Linked DNA regions of Homo sapiens: region 2 is linked to region 1. Evidence: chromatin loops called from intact Hi-C (ENCODE). Cell type or tissue: ovary. All regions are shown on one strand. Links, peaks and the distances in the headings refer to the core of each region. The heading gives the core; the rest is flanking DNA.

The links. Peaks named below come from ENCODE experiments on the same cell type or tissue, not always from the same donor. Only the 100,000 strongest peaks of a DNase experiment are listed, where the experiment ranks them.
Region 2: it touches region 1 in a loop (6-fold over the local background); 21 of 110 quality-filtered maps call a loop at or near these places.

Annotation. Positions count from the first base shown.
Region 1 is chr3:113,206,281-113,212,373 of GRCh38, reverse strand. It overlaps BOC (BOC cell adhesion associated, oncogene regulated), which reads right to left and starts at 817. Exons shown (of 20, transcript NM_001378074.1): 1 at 358-817. It overlaps LOC124909486, which reads left to right. Exons shown (of 2, transcript XM_047449436.1): 2 at 94-4,977. The coding sequence ends at 819. RefSeq lists an enhancer at 1-456. In ovary, for the core only: no CTCF peak of the experiment used is centred there; DNase peaks (open chromatin) are centred at 593, 955 and 1,553; H3K4me3 peaks cover 1,847 bases; H3K27ac peaks cover 2,114 bases.
Region 2 is chr3:113,144,173-113,151,017 of GRCh38, reverse strand. All of the region lies in intron 1 of NEPRO-AS1 (NEPRO antisense RNA 1), which reads right to left. It overlaps LINC02044 (long intergenic non-protein coding RNA 2044), which reads left to right. Exons shown (of 4, transcript NR_110823.1): 4 at 6,683-6,845. Among named protein-coding and RNA genes, the nearest start is that of LINC02044, 20 kb to the left of the region's middle. In ovary, for the core only: no CTCF peak of the experiment used is centred there; DNase peaks (open chromatin) are centred at 2,457 and 2,847; H3K27ac peaks cover 2,500 bases.

The DNA of each region.
Region 1 (6,093 bases), core at 1-2,500:
GAGAAGCTTCTGGGAACCGCTGAGGCGAAACCACCATCGCCCGGCCAGACCGCTGCGGCAGGGAACGAGATGCGGCGCCCCTGGGCCCCGTAGCGGCTGCAGCCCCCGGGACCCCCGCTGCCCGCCTCGCCCCAACTTCTTCGCCCGGCGCCCGGCGCGCCCAGCCTCGGCCGCAGCTCCCAGCCCCGGGCGCCCGGCCGAGCGCTGGGACCCGGCTCCCGCCGCCGGCACGTCCCCCGGCAGCCACTCGCTGGCGCTGCCTCGGCCTGCGGCCGCCTCCCGCCCCCTCCTCTCCCCGAACCAACAGTAAACACAACTTTTTATGAAAAGAAAACAAACTTCAGCGACGTGACTCACCTCTGCTGCAGCCGGCGCCTGGGAAGGGCGAGCCGGGGCCCGGGGGCCAGCGTGGTGGGCGCGAGGGAGCCACACAGCGCCGCGCCGCACGGACACACAACACGCTCGGTGACACCGGGGACACACAACACGGGCGAGCGGCCGCGGCTGGAGCAACAAAGGAGCCGAGGACCGAGAAGTTGCGGGCCGGAGAGGGAGGGCGCGTGCGGGCGTGTTGTGGCTGTGGCGGGCGTGAGGGTGTGCGCGCCGTGTGTGCGCGTGTGTGTCTTTTCTGTGTGTGTTTGTGTGTCTCTGTGTGTGTGTCTGTGCGCGCGCGCGGCGGCTGACACCGGCGGGCCGGGGCTCAGGGTCCCCGCGGCAGAAAGCGGCGGCCGCGGGGGCGGCAGCAGGAGGACAACGCAGGGGACGCCGCGCCCAGCGCACCCGGTCCCTCCATATGGAAGAAGCTTTTTGGATGACTGAACTCGCAAACAATTCCTTCTTTTGCTTCTCCTGCCTAGGAGCCTCCCATTACCGTGCGAGGAGGAGGAGGAGGAGGGAGTGGAGGAGGCTGGGAGGAGGGGGAGGAGCAAAATGGAGCAAAGAAAAAGTCTTGGAAAGGAAGCTGGAAAAAGTCCCCCAAACTCTAGGGCAGTTTTCCCGTTAACACCCACTTTTTGCTGTGCCTCAGACCCGCGCTCTCCTCCAACTTCTTTTGCTTTCCCATACCAAAAGCACCATCTTCTCCCTTTTCCCCGAACCCAGGGGGCTCCCCTGAAGCCTTCACTTTCTCTTTAGCTTCACCTCGCACCCTTGCTCTTCCATGTACAATCCTTCCCTCCTTTCGCCTAGTCTCTTCCAAGACTTTCCTGACACCCACCTCTCAATGGTCTTCTTCTTCTGCAAGACAAACTGTTGGATAAATCATTAAAAGCAAACTCATCAGAAAATGGGACAGCGGCGGTGGAGAAAATGATAAGGAAACCAATCTCAGGGAAGCCTTAACGCAGCCTCCCCCGACCCCCTCGGTCGGTTGGGGAGGGTTTGCCGCGTCGTCCATTGACAGCGCCCTGACCTCCATTCATCATCCCAGGATGGAGCCAGGGAGGAATGGGGAGGGAGAGCTGGGGCTGGGGTTGGGGGCATGGGTTGGGGGTGCTAGTGGCCACGGAAAAGTTAGTTACCTATGCGTGTGTATGTGTACGCGCACGCGCGCGTGTGTGTTGGTCAGAAAACTTTCAGAGCTGTGGTTCTCAAACTTGATCTGCAGCAGGACTCCCTGGAAGGCTTGCTAAATCCCTTTGCTGGGCCCCACCTCCAGAGTTTCTGATTCAGTAGGTGGACCTGGGAATTTGCATTTCAAATAGGTTCCCAGGTGATGCTGATGCTGCAGGTCAGGGGCCACGTTTTAAAAACTACCTTTCCAGGGCAGTGAGAAGGCAAATGTTGAGTTGGTGGCAAATTGGATTCCCTTCTTATTTTTTAGGAATGAAGCACAGGTTGTGAGCGGTCATCCATTCCGTATCTTCATTGCAGCTGAGAAAACCAAGTCCCAGCAGGGCTAAGCCATTTGTTTAAAGTGAACTGGGAGTTTGTGCCAAGCTGGTGAGGAAGCTGTCCTGGAAATAAGACAGCCAGGCTAGTAGTAGGGTGAATGGGGGTGCTGCCTTCCCTGTGTGGCTGGACAGCTGCACTGGGAGTCAGGAAGCCACTGTGACTTTGGAAAGTCACTTAACTTTTCTGGGCCTCTGGGGGTTTTGTGTGTGTGTGTGTGTGTGTGTGTGTGTGTGTGTGTGTGTGTGTGTGTGTTTGTTTGTTTGTTTGTTTTTTGACAGAGTCTCACTCTGTCGCCCAGGCTAGAGTGTAGTGGTGCAATCTCGGCTCACTGCAAAGTCTGCCTCCTGAATTCGAGAGATTCTCCAGTGTCAGCCTCCCAAGCAGCTGGGATTACAAGCACCTGCCACCATGCGCGGCTAATTTTTGTATTTTTAGTAGAGACGGAGTTTCACCATGTTGTCCAGGCTGGTCTTGAACACCTAGCCTCAAGTGATCTGCCCACCTTGGCCTCCCAAAGTGCTAAAATTACAGGCGTGAGCCACCTCACCCGGCCCTGTTTTGTTTTTTATTAACTTGTTTCTTGTCAGTAAACATACATACTTTACACTGAGTATAGGACTCTAATTGAATCTGAACCAAAAGACCTTTACAAAGGAAACATAAATGTATTTTATTCCATATTTTGCACTATTTTTTCTCCGGTATTTAGTCATTCAGGCAGAAGCCAATTTCCTTTTTGATTTATCGAGTACTTTCAGCTCTGTGCCTGGATTCTTAGGCATGTTCCTCTGGCAAAATGGATCTGGAGGATGATGCATTTTCAGCAAGAAGGTGAAAAGGACTCTGAACTCTCTCTGTGCATTATCCACCTACATTTCCTTTTCCTACTTAATCATCCTAATTTTCCTTCCCTTTTAATCTCTAACAATCTCCCCCAACATTCTCAAAGACCTATTTTTCTTTCCAGTCATTGACTATATTAGCTTCCACTTTCTTTTGTCCTCCTTCCAAGGCACAATTCTGGACTACAAGGCCTGGGGTCCACCCTGGGTACAGAACTTTTAATTCCCCCAAGGGAATGGGTCAACCAGCTTCCTCTGCAGTGATAACACTCCTTCTCCCCAGGGACCCAAGCAGCGTATCCAGCCTTCTGTTTTTCAAAGATGATTCCAAGTACCGCTCAATGAGAACGTGATGCATGAAGGTCTCAGATTCATTCTTTTATATTCCTGTATATACTATTCGTTGCTTGACATCTCAAAGATATCTTCTACCCCTTCTGTCATCTTTCTCCTAGGACTCTCCATTCTCTTACTCTGGTCTTTGGGTCCACACAGCCCTAGGCTCTGAGTTAAGCATCAGAACACAACAGAACACAAAGAATGTAACAGTCCCTACCAGCACCATTTAGTCAGGAGAATGACACACTGCCTTGTTCCTTCATGCATGCAGGCTGCTCACCTTTCTTTCTTTCCTTTTTTTTTTAAGATGGAGTCTGGCTCTCTCACCCAGGCTGGAGTGCGGTGGCATGATCTCAGCTCACTGCAACCTCCACCTCCCCGATTCAAGCGATTCTCCCTGCCTCAGCCTCCCGTGTAGCTGGGATTACAGGTGCCTGCCACCACGCCAGGCTAATTTTTTTTTTTTAAGTAGAGACGGGGTTTCACCATGTTGGACAGGCTGGTCTCGAACTCCTGACCTCAGGTGATCAGCCCGCCTCAGCCTCCCAAAGTGCTGGGGTTACAGGCATGAGCCACTGCTCCCGGCCTGCTGCTCACCTTTCTTATAGTTTAGGCAGAATGCAGATCACAGCTTAATAAAGAGGACTTAATTCTGCTGGCGGCATCAAGCACACTGTTGGTACCTCAGATATGTTTATTGTTTTTATTGCTCTTTGTATTAATGTGATTGTGTTTATTACTACTAGTCCTGTAAGAACAACGTATCTGAATTTTCTCCCCACTCCATTTTGCCTGGAGGGTATTTCTTGCCTAATTCCCTCCTCCCCTTTCAATTAGTTTCTCTATCTTAACCCACCCCAACCCATTCCAGCATCTCTAGCCATTTCAAAACAGTTAGGTGGAGTCTGGATCTTGTAAGGTGCTTTTTGCTACTGTCCGTTCTGTTGATGGTGATTTACCTCTAGCACCTTGCTTTCTTGGAAATGTTATGGGCCTCCACCAAGAAGGAAGCATTTGGTATGGAAGTGATCATCACATTAATTTAAATGCTTGGTCGGGGGAAGGAGTGGGGAGGTGAGTAGGGATTGTAGGTCTATATAAGTCACTATGTTGCTAGGCTGTGCAGAATAAACTGGAAGGAATTCAGTGAATGACATGAAAAGACGTGGTTTCCTCTCAGTGTGCTGTAGATACTCTACCTGTATCATATAAACAGGGATCTCTTTGACTGTGAAAGATATCTGGAGAGGATTATGCTGAGAAAATTATTAAGATGTAGACAAGAAAGAAGGACTTGATGATGTTTTCCTCTGTTTTAATATAAATCTGCTTTCCTGATTATAAAATATGTGCACTGACAAAAATTTAGAAAATGTAGAAAAACACATAAAAGAAGAAAATCAACTTAAAGTTACTACCCAGGGATAACATTGTTATTAACATAGTGGAGTGTTTTTTCTAGTCATTTTTCTTTCTTGTTTTTGTTTCTCATCAATACAAATAAACACGTTATCGACACTGAGTATATGATTCTAATTGAATCAGAATTGAAAGACATTTAAAGGGAAACATAATTGGGGTGAGTTTATTCAATATTTTATACAATTTTTAATGCATCTGGTAATTCAGGCAGGAGCCAGCTTCTTCATTGATTTATCTGGTACTTTCATATTTTACAAATTTGGGTTCATTGTACATACAGGTTATCATGCTTTTAAATTTAACATTTTAATGATTATTTTCCCCATATGTAATCTTCAAAATTTGACTTAACTGCTGTGTACTATCCCATCAAAGAGAGAGATTGTTATTTATTCAACCATTCTTCTATTGTTACATATTTAGATCGTTTCCATTTTTATTATCATCCTGTATTGCAGTTGACTAAACATCTAGCTATAAATCTTTTTGTTCTGATTATTTCCTAAGGGTAAATTCATGTAAGTAGGAGTTTGGGATCAATGGATAGGATATAACATTTTAAATGCTTTTAGTTGGTATTACAAAATTGTCCTCCAGTGGTTCCAATGTACATTTCCATCTCTCAGATTATTTTAATTAAAAACAACAATGAGATCATCAAACACAAGGTCCCAAGTGAAGACTTGATTGAATTATCTAGTCTGAATGATTACACTGAACAATAAAGAAAACAACTGCCAAATATTCACTTTAGTGGAAACAACACTCCAATGGGAAGAGCTGGGCACTAATTGCTTACCCTATGAACTGCATCATATTTATGATTTTATTTAACCTTTTCAACAAGCCTCTGAGAAATAAGCTAATGTTTATTGAGCACCTTCCTCTCCCAGTTTCTCTCCTGGATTCTGTGTGTACCTTCCATCTTGAATCCCCATAATGACCTTGTGCTATATAGGTGCAATTATCTCCATTTTATAGATAAGGAAAATTAAATAACATGCCTGAGATCCCCAACAACTAAATGGTGGTAAGAATTCCAAACCCAAGATTTTTCCAGTGAAACACACTACTTCACAACTATTTCATGAATTGCAGGCTACTTCTTGCAGTAAAAAAAAACTGTTTAGAAAATGCCCAAATTTTGTCTAGCCATTAAGAAGTATTTTATGGGCTTTCCAAGGAGTGTTTTTCTTTTTTCGAAAGAGACATTCAAGTGCATTCCAAGAACTAAGGTAACTTACTAATTGTAACTAATGTAAGAGTCTAAGGATATTATATACAGGAAGAGAATGGAGTTCTGATGTATGGGTTAAGATTAAAAATGACATACCGGCCAGGTGCGGTGACTCACGCCTGTAACCCCAGCACTTTGGGAGGCTGAGGGGGGCGGATCACGAGGTCAGGAGTTTTGAGACCAGCCTGACCAACATGGTGAAACCCCATCTCTACTAAAAATGCAAAAATTAGCCAGGCGTGGTGGCGCATGCCTATAATCCCTGCTACTCAGGAGGCTGAGGCAGAAGAGTCGCTTGAACCCGGGAGGCGGGAGGTTGCAGTGGGTTGAGATCGTGCCACTGCACTCCAGCCTGGGCAA
Region 2 (6,845 bases), core at 1,685-4,184, 63 kb after region 1:
TGATGGTGACCAGCTGTTTTCTGACTGCACTAAGGATAGAATGAAAGGAAGTGGAATCAAATTGTAGTAAAATGGCAGAATAAGTAGTCATAAAGGTGAACATCCATGGCTAAAGTCTATTGAGGAAGATGAGATATATCTTTAAAGCTGTAAGCTTGTTAGCCCCATTTTATAGGTTAATGAATGGAGGTTCAGAGAGGTTAAAAAACTTGACCAATGTCCATCACTGAGGAAGTGACAGAACCAGGTCTAGCTGGACTCCACAGTGTATGACAAGGCTGACTTATATGGCAAAGAAATTAACAAGAAATACAGAAAATAGTCATTTTATGAAGTGCCATTAGCCTAGATTGGCTCATGTGCAGAGGACAGGGGATTCAATTCTGTGGACTTAAGGTCCTGGGATTCTGTGCTATACCTGCCTCTGTGTTGGGAGGACAGTACCCTCCATTCACTCTCAGCCCAACAGACAGGCAGAGAGGGCAGACAAGCACTGCAGTTTCCCTGAAACAGTCTGAAGATTTTTGGCTCTGTTTGTGCTGGTCATGTCTGTTGCTTGTCATGGGCTGCACTCCCAGACGAAGGCTCTGGTTTCAGGAAGGCCATGAGGATGATGGGTTGTGGGTGTCCAGGGCACAGGAAAGACATCCCTCCTACGCACAGTGCATGGCGTCCCAAAGGTTCATCCCTCATGGGAAGGCCAGTTAGTTAAGGAGGTTCCAGAGTTTGTTCCACGGTGAGGATTGGAATTTACGCAGAGCCACCAAAGTGGCTAGAATTCGTCCGAGGAGCATGCAGAGGTGGGAGGAGCAAATCCCAGCTGTATGATTGTCCATGCACATGGGCCAGTTTGGGAATGGCCATGATGGAGGAGCAAGGCTATACGAAACTAGGACTGATTGACCGAATGGGAAGGATGACTAACATGTGCTGCATACTTACTCTGCCAGGCACTATTCAAAGTTGGTGAACTATATTAGCTCATTCAGTCTTTGTGGCAACCCTATAAAGTCAGTAGTACTGTTACCAGAAAGGGGTCCTGATCCAGACCCCAAAAGAGGGTACTTGGATCTCGCTGAAGAAACAATTCGGGGCGAGTACATACAGTAAAGTGAAAGCAAGTTTATTAGGAAAGTAAAGGAATAAAAGAATGGCTACTCCATAGACAGAGGAGACCTGAAGGCTGCTGGTTGCCCATTTTTATAGCTATTTCTTGATTATATGCTAAACAAGGGGTGGATTATTCATGCCTCCCCATAATTTCCTGACTACACCTTGGCATTTGTAAACTGTCATGGCTCTGGTGGGAGCGTAGCAGTGAGGACGACCAGAGGTCACTCTCATCGCCATCTTGGTTTTGGTGGGTTTTGGCAGGCTTCTTTACTGCAAGCTGTTTTATCAGCAAGATCTTTATGACCTGTATCTTGTGCAGACCTCCTATCTCATCCTGTGACACGGAATGCCTTAACTGTCTGGGAATGCAGCCCAGTAGGTCTCAGCCTCATTTTACCCAGCTCCTCTTCAAGATGGAGTTTCTCTGGTTCAAATGCCTCTGACAGTACTGTTGTTAGCCTCATTTACGATGAGGAAAAGAAGCACAGTGAGGTCAGTAACTTGTTTGAGCCCAGCAGCTAGGAAGAGTTGGAGCTTGAGTCCAGGTCCAGAGAGAGTCTGACCCCAGTAGCTGTATTCTTAATTACCTCAGTTTAGGATGAGGTGCTTAAGTTCCTCCCTCTCCCCCACCCCTGGAGGAACTTTTGCTCTGGGGTCACTGGCTCAACAATGACATAGCTTCTTGCTGCCTAGTTTATAAGAAGTACTAAAAATTGTAAACATTGTTCTAATTTAGGGATTTTATATTCACTCTTTCTCTGCCTCTTTCTTTATCTTAAAATAGGCTGGAGGAGAGAGAACAAAAAGTAAACATTTGTATGCTCCCCAAGTCAGGCCCTTGGGTATTCGGAGTCTGTAGTTGCTAGTTAATTAAATTCTGTAATTGCTCAGTTAACTGTTTGCAAGGTGTGGGAGGCTGGTGGAGGAGGAGGGCAGGTTTTCCAACAGTAAATCCTACAGGGAGGGGCAAGAGAAGAGCACCAACATCTGCTACCTGCAGACCTTGAGCTAAATGTTTTCCCATTAGTTACCTCATTTTCATCCTCTTAACCGTCCTTTGAGGTGGGTGTTATCAGCACAATTGTACAAATGAGAAAGGTTGTGTAACTTGCCTGAAGTCAGATTCTCTGTGAACAAAGGACCTGGGATCTGAACCCCAGAGTGTTGCCCTCCAAAGCTGTGCCCAAGACACTGTACAGTATCCACTGCTATGGACAAGACAAGCTTGACAGAGGACCCAACAGGCTTAGCCAGGAACACAACCCACAGCACGCAGGTGAGATGGTTCTGGCCACACCCTCCAGCTCAGGCTCAGCTCAACCCTTCCTCCTTCCTGGGAGCATGTCAGCCTTCCGTGTGGGGAGCAGCAAACTGGACAAACAAGAAGCTCTTTTCTGGGCTGTGCTCAGCCAGGGGCCTGGGGCATAACAGGATGGTTAATGCAAAGCTTGGCAAGCCTTCCCGTTTTAATTTAGGCCTCCTCCCAGGAGGGAATCCAGAGGCGGGAACATGAGAAAGGGAAAGGAAAAATAATAAGAGATAAGTGAGAAAAGAGAATATTTATAGGGCTTGGAACATCTAATGGAAACCAGCTGCCTTATTGGGGATGGGGGCCTCTTCCTTGCAGGGGATTATTAGGTTTTCTCTTGTACATACCTGTGTGTGGTGGGGGGTCCGGGCAGAGAGACAGCGACAGCAGGGACCAGCCTGGAGGCAGGGTGGAGGGCTGTGCTTACTGTACATTGGCCATCAGAAAGTGGCTATTCCCCTCCTGGCCTCACTCCACCCCCACCTCCTGCCTTCATTTTCAACTGGAGCTGATTCAAACCTGCTGCTCGTGGAAGGAGGCCATGAGTGCAGGCTCCAACAGAAAGATGATACGCGAGGGGATATGAGTGCGAGAGAGCGGGGCAATCAGAAAGAATGAGAAAATGAGACGAGGGAATGGAAAAGGTGAATAAACAGGGGATGATGAGGGAGGGAGAGAGATTGAAAGATTAAAATATTGGCCTGAGTGGGGAGCTTGGAAAGAAGGGAGTGAAGTCTAGAGTTGGAGCAAATTCAGAGCTGATCCTTCTGGGCCCTGTTCTCTCTCCCACAGACTCAGACGGTTGCAATAAAGATGTGTCTGTTTGAGATTTTCCAGGTCCCTTTCCCATAAATCTGTATTTCCTTCTTTCTCAAGGTCTTTGGACCAAAAAGTCTCATCCAAGAATTGTGTAAAGAACACTTAAAGGTGGAGGAGGCATCATAAATGGGAAAAGTGTGATAATATAGGGCTGGAATCTGGGGCACACATTTAGAAAGACAGCAGCCAAATGCAAAGGCACTTTCCAGAGGCCAATTTGTCCTGAGGCTTAAGCTCTGTGTCTTTTTATTTCTAGCTTTCTCTTAGGCTCTTGGTGAGTTGGAGAGGATATGTTCATGAATTGTGGAGTAAAGTTCTGTGTTTAATTGATATGAATTCAATGATATGTTAGGCCAGATAAAGCAAGAGAGAGCAAGAGAGAGTGAGAGAACACCATTTAAAGAGTAGGGATGATTTGCCCATCTTTTAACACAATGAGCAAGAATGTTAGGTGAGCTGAGCTGAGACATGTGAATCTACTCTTCCCTTGGTTTCTTTGGTCTTGGTTCTCAGATAGATCTCATAATATCGGTGAATTTATGTTTAAGGAAACAAGAATTTTTTTAAATAAAAAGTTGTCCTTTACATAAAAGTTCACTACTTTATCTCCTACCCAACTGAAGGAAAACACACAACAAGTTACGCTGCTTTTGTTGAAAAATGGTGTAGGGAAAGAAAAGTAATTTTTTCTTCAACTTTCAGAAGTTCTTAGATGGGAACCCTATCTAGACCCCTGTAACATAAGACAGATTAACAAGAGAAAAACAAACAGAAGTTTATTAATATGCATTATTTTATATATACATGGGAGATACCCAGGGAATAGTTCTCAAAGAACAGTAAATTTTTAAAGAAGTGGCAAGACAAAGGAAAAAGACTTTAAGTCTCTAGGGAAGGCAACTTGGAGGAAGGCAAATTAAAGGCTGGTTAGTAAAGCTTGTTTGTGTAGATTGCTCTGGAACCATCTCCAGGTTTATAAGAGTTCCAAGCTGTCTTTAGTGGTTAACCTTTGTTCTCTCTGGTAGAAGTGGGGTGATAGGGTGCAGGATACCTATTGTCTTTGTAAATCTATGTCCTGCTTTTAGGCAAATAGAGGAAGGGCAGAGAGCTTTTCTGCATCTGTTTCTTCTTAATTACCATCAGCTCAACAATCCTTCATATTTTGGGGTGGCATATTTTGGTCTCACACAATGGTATAATAATGTTCTTTAAGGACAATTTAGGGGATTTTCAAGCCATTTTAATCATTTGATCTGATTAAATGTTAAGTGCTTTTCAACGTCCCTTTTTAAATGTTAAGTGCTGCCTGTAGACTTCATTGTCCATTGAGGTTGGCCAATGTGTGAAAATGTTGACTATATTTGGACTTATGGTTGGATTAATGGACAGCTTTCTCCTGATTACCCAGTCCACTGGTACATAATAAATTAAGAAAGGTCCACAGGCCCCCTGAACTCAGGCAAAGCTCCAAGAGGGGGCAACAATAACCAGTGTGATGGAAGCCCTCTCCTTTCAACTGAGTCCCTTCCTCTTATCTGATCACATGCTGTCACTCCTATCTTTCGATTGGAAACAAGTACCTGTCTTGCTACCATATGACACCCCCCTAAGTGCTGGAGTGGCTCCTGAGCACTGTCAACATCTGACTAACAAAGACAACCTCTAGTCTCGGTAGTATCTCAAGGAGGTCTTCTTTTGTGCTTTTCTATCTTATTCAAAATGTTCGCCCTTTACATTAACGCAGCAACAACTTTACTGTGCCAGCAAGATTAGAGAAAAAGTCAAAGCAGTTCAAAGCCCATGCTGACAAAAATAGCAACATTCCCTTAGAAAAACAATAATTACTACTGTTTTAAGAACTTCGGAAAAAAAAGTGAAATGTTGAAACAAAAAGTGGAAATGTTTTCCCCTTTGGAAGAAATTTCTGCTCAAACTGTTGCAGCTCTGGGGCAGCCTCATCTTGCCCACAGAAGCATCTGTCTTTCAGAAATGAAGACTCTCCTTAATCATCCACAGTTCATACGCTCCTGTGATTTGTAAAAATGGATCTCATAAACTCAGTCAGAACTCTCATGATGCTGGGGAGAGAAGGGATTTCAAGAGTTCTTACATCTCCCTACTGTAACTTCCAGGTCAGACTGCTGCTGGGTCCTTATTCTTCAAGACCTGCGAGGAAAGCTATTCTCAACCTTTCAAAGTGATGCCAAAGAAAGGATGCTTTGGCATTTTACAATTTGTTTGCTGGACTCTGCTGGTTTGGTGCTTTTTGAGTCGTGATGTTCCACATATCCAGGCTGTCCTTTAGATTATATATATATTTTCAATTTTTATTTATTTCTCAGTAGATCTGGTGCCTTAAAAAAAAACGAGATATCTCTATTTGTGTCTTGATGAATTATAAAAGACATTTCCCACCCTTCCTTCTGTTCTATGATCAATTGTCTCCTTTCTCTCTTTTCACTGTTGTCTTCTCATTTGCATATATTTTACATGGACTTGCAGATGTAGGTCAACCACTTTAATTGTGTGAGTCAGAGTGTGTTGGTGGGTAAAACACAGCATAAGTCATATTTTTCAATGGCAGAAACATTATGTGTGGCATTGGCATTTGAACTTATTATTATTATTATTATTATTATTATTATTATTATTTCTTGAGACAGAGTTTTGCTCTGTCACCCAGGCTGGAGGGCAGTGGCATGGTCATAGCTCACTGCAGCCTCAAACTCCTGGGCTTGAGTAATCCTCCTGCCTTGTCCTCCTGGGTAACTGGGATTACAGTTGGGCAGTACCATACCTGAATAATTTTTAAAAATTTATTGGTAGAGACAAAGTCTCACTATGGTTGCCCAGGCTGGTCTCAAATTCCTGGGCTTAAGCAGTCCTCCCTGCTCAGCCTCCTAAAGTGTTGGGATTACAGGCGTGAGCCACTGTGCCCAGCCTGAATTTCTTATTCTCACCTCATGAGTTGGTTTAAATGGAAACATTCATTATTTAAATGACCTAGGATACCCTTATGTCAATCTGAATAGAATGTGTCACTACTCTAGAACTGGAAAATATAAACGTCCCAAGTACTATGTGAAACATTTAGAACCATGGCTTTTAAATGTCCTACATTTAGGTCCTGGAGAAAGGACCTAAAAAATCCTTTAAGTACCTCATGAGACAATACATATCCTGGGAATCTCCAGGAACAATCTAAGCTGTGCGTGATGACTTATTTTTAAGAACCCACTACCATTTATTTCCACTGGATGAATAACCCATCACAGAGATGGGGAAAACATGAACAATGGTAGAGCTGGGGGCAAGAGATGAGTACAAATTTGGTCAAGTGATTAAACCAGCTATAAATTTATTTAATCATGCTTTTCTGCAGGCAACTTTTCTCCATTTGATCTTAAAACTTCATGAGAGGTTCTGCCATATTCTTTGCAGGTAAACATTACGTGTGCCTTCTCTGATCTACCGGCTTCAACCATGGAATGGTCATCCCTGTCTAGAGACTCATAAACAACCATGGATGGAGCTGGCATGGCACTTGGAGGCTGGAGGTGGTGAGAGGTTGTTGTACAGAGTATTCAATTTCTCCAGTGAATTC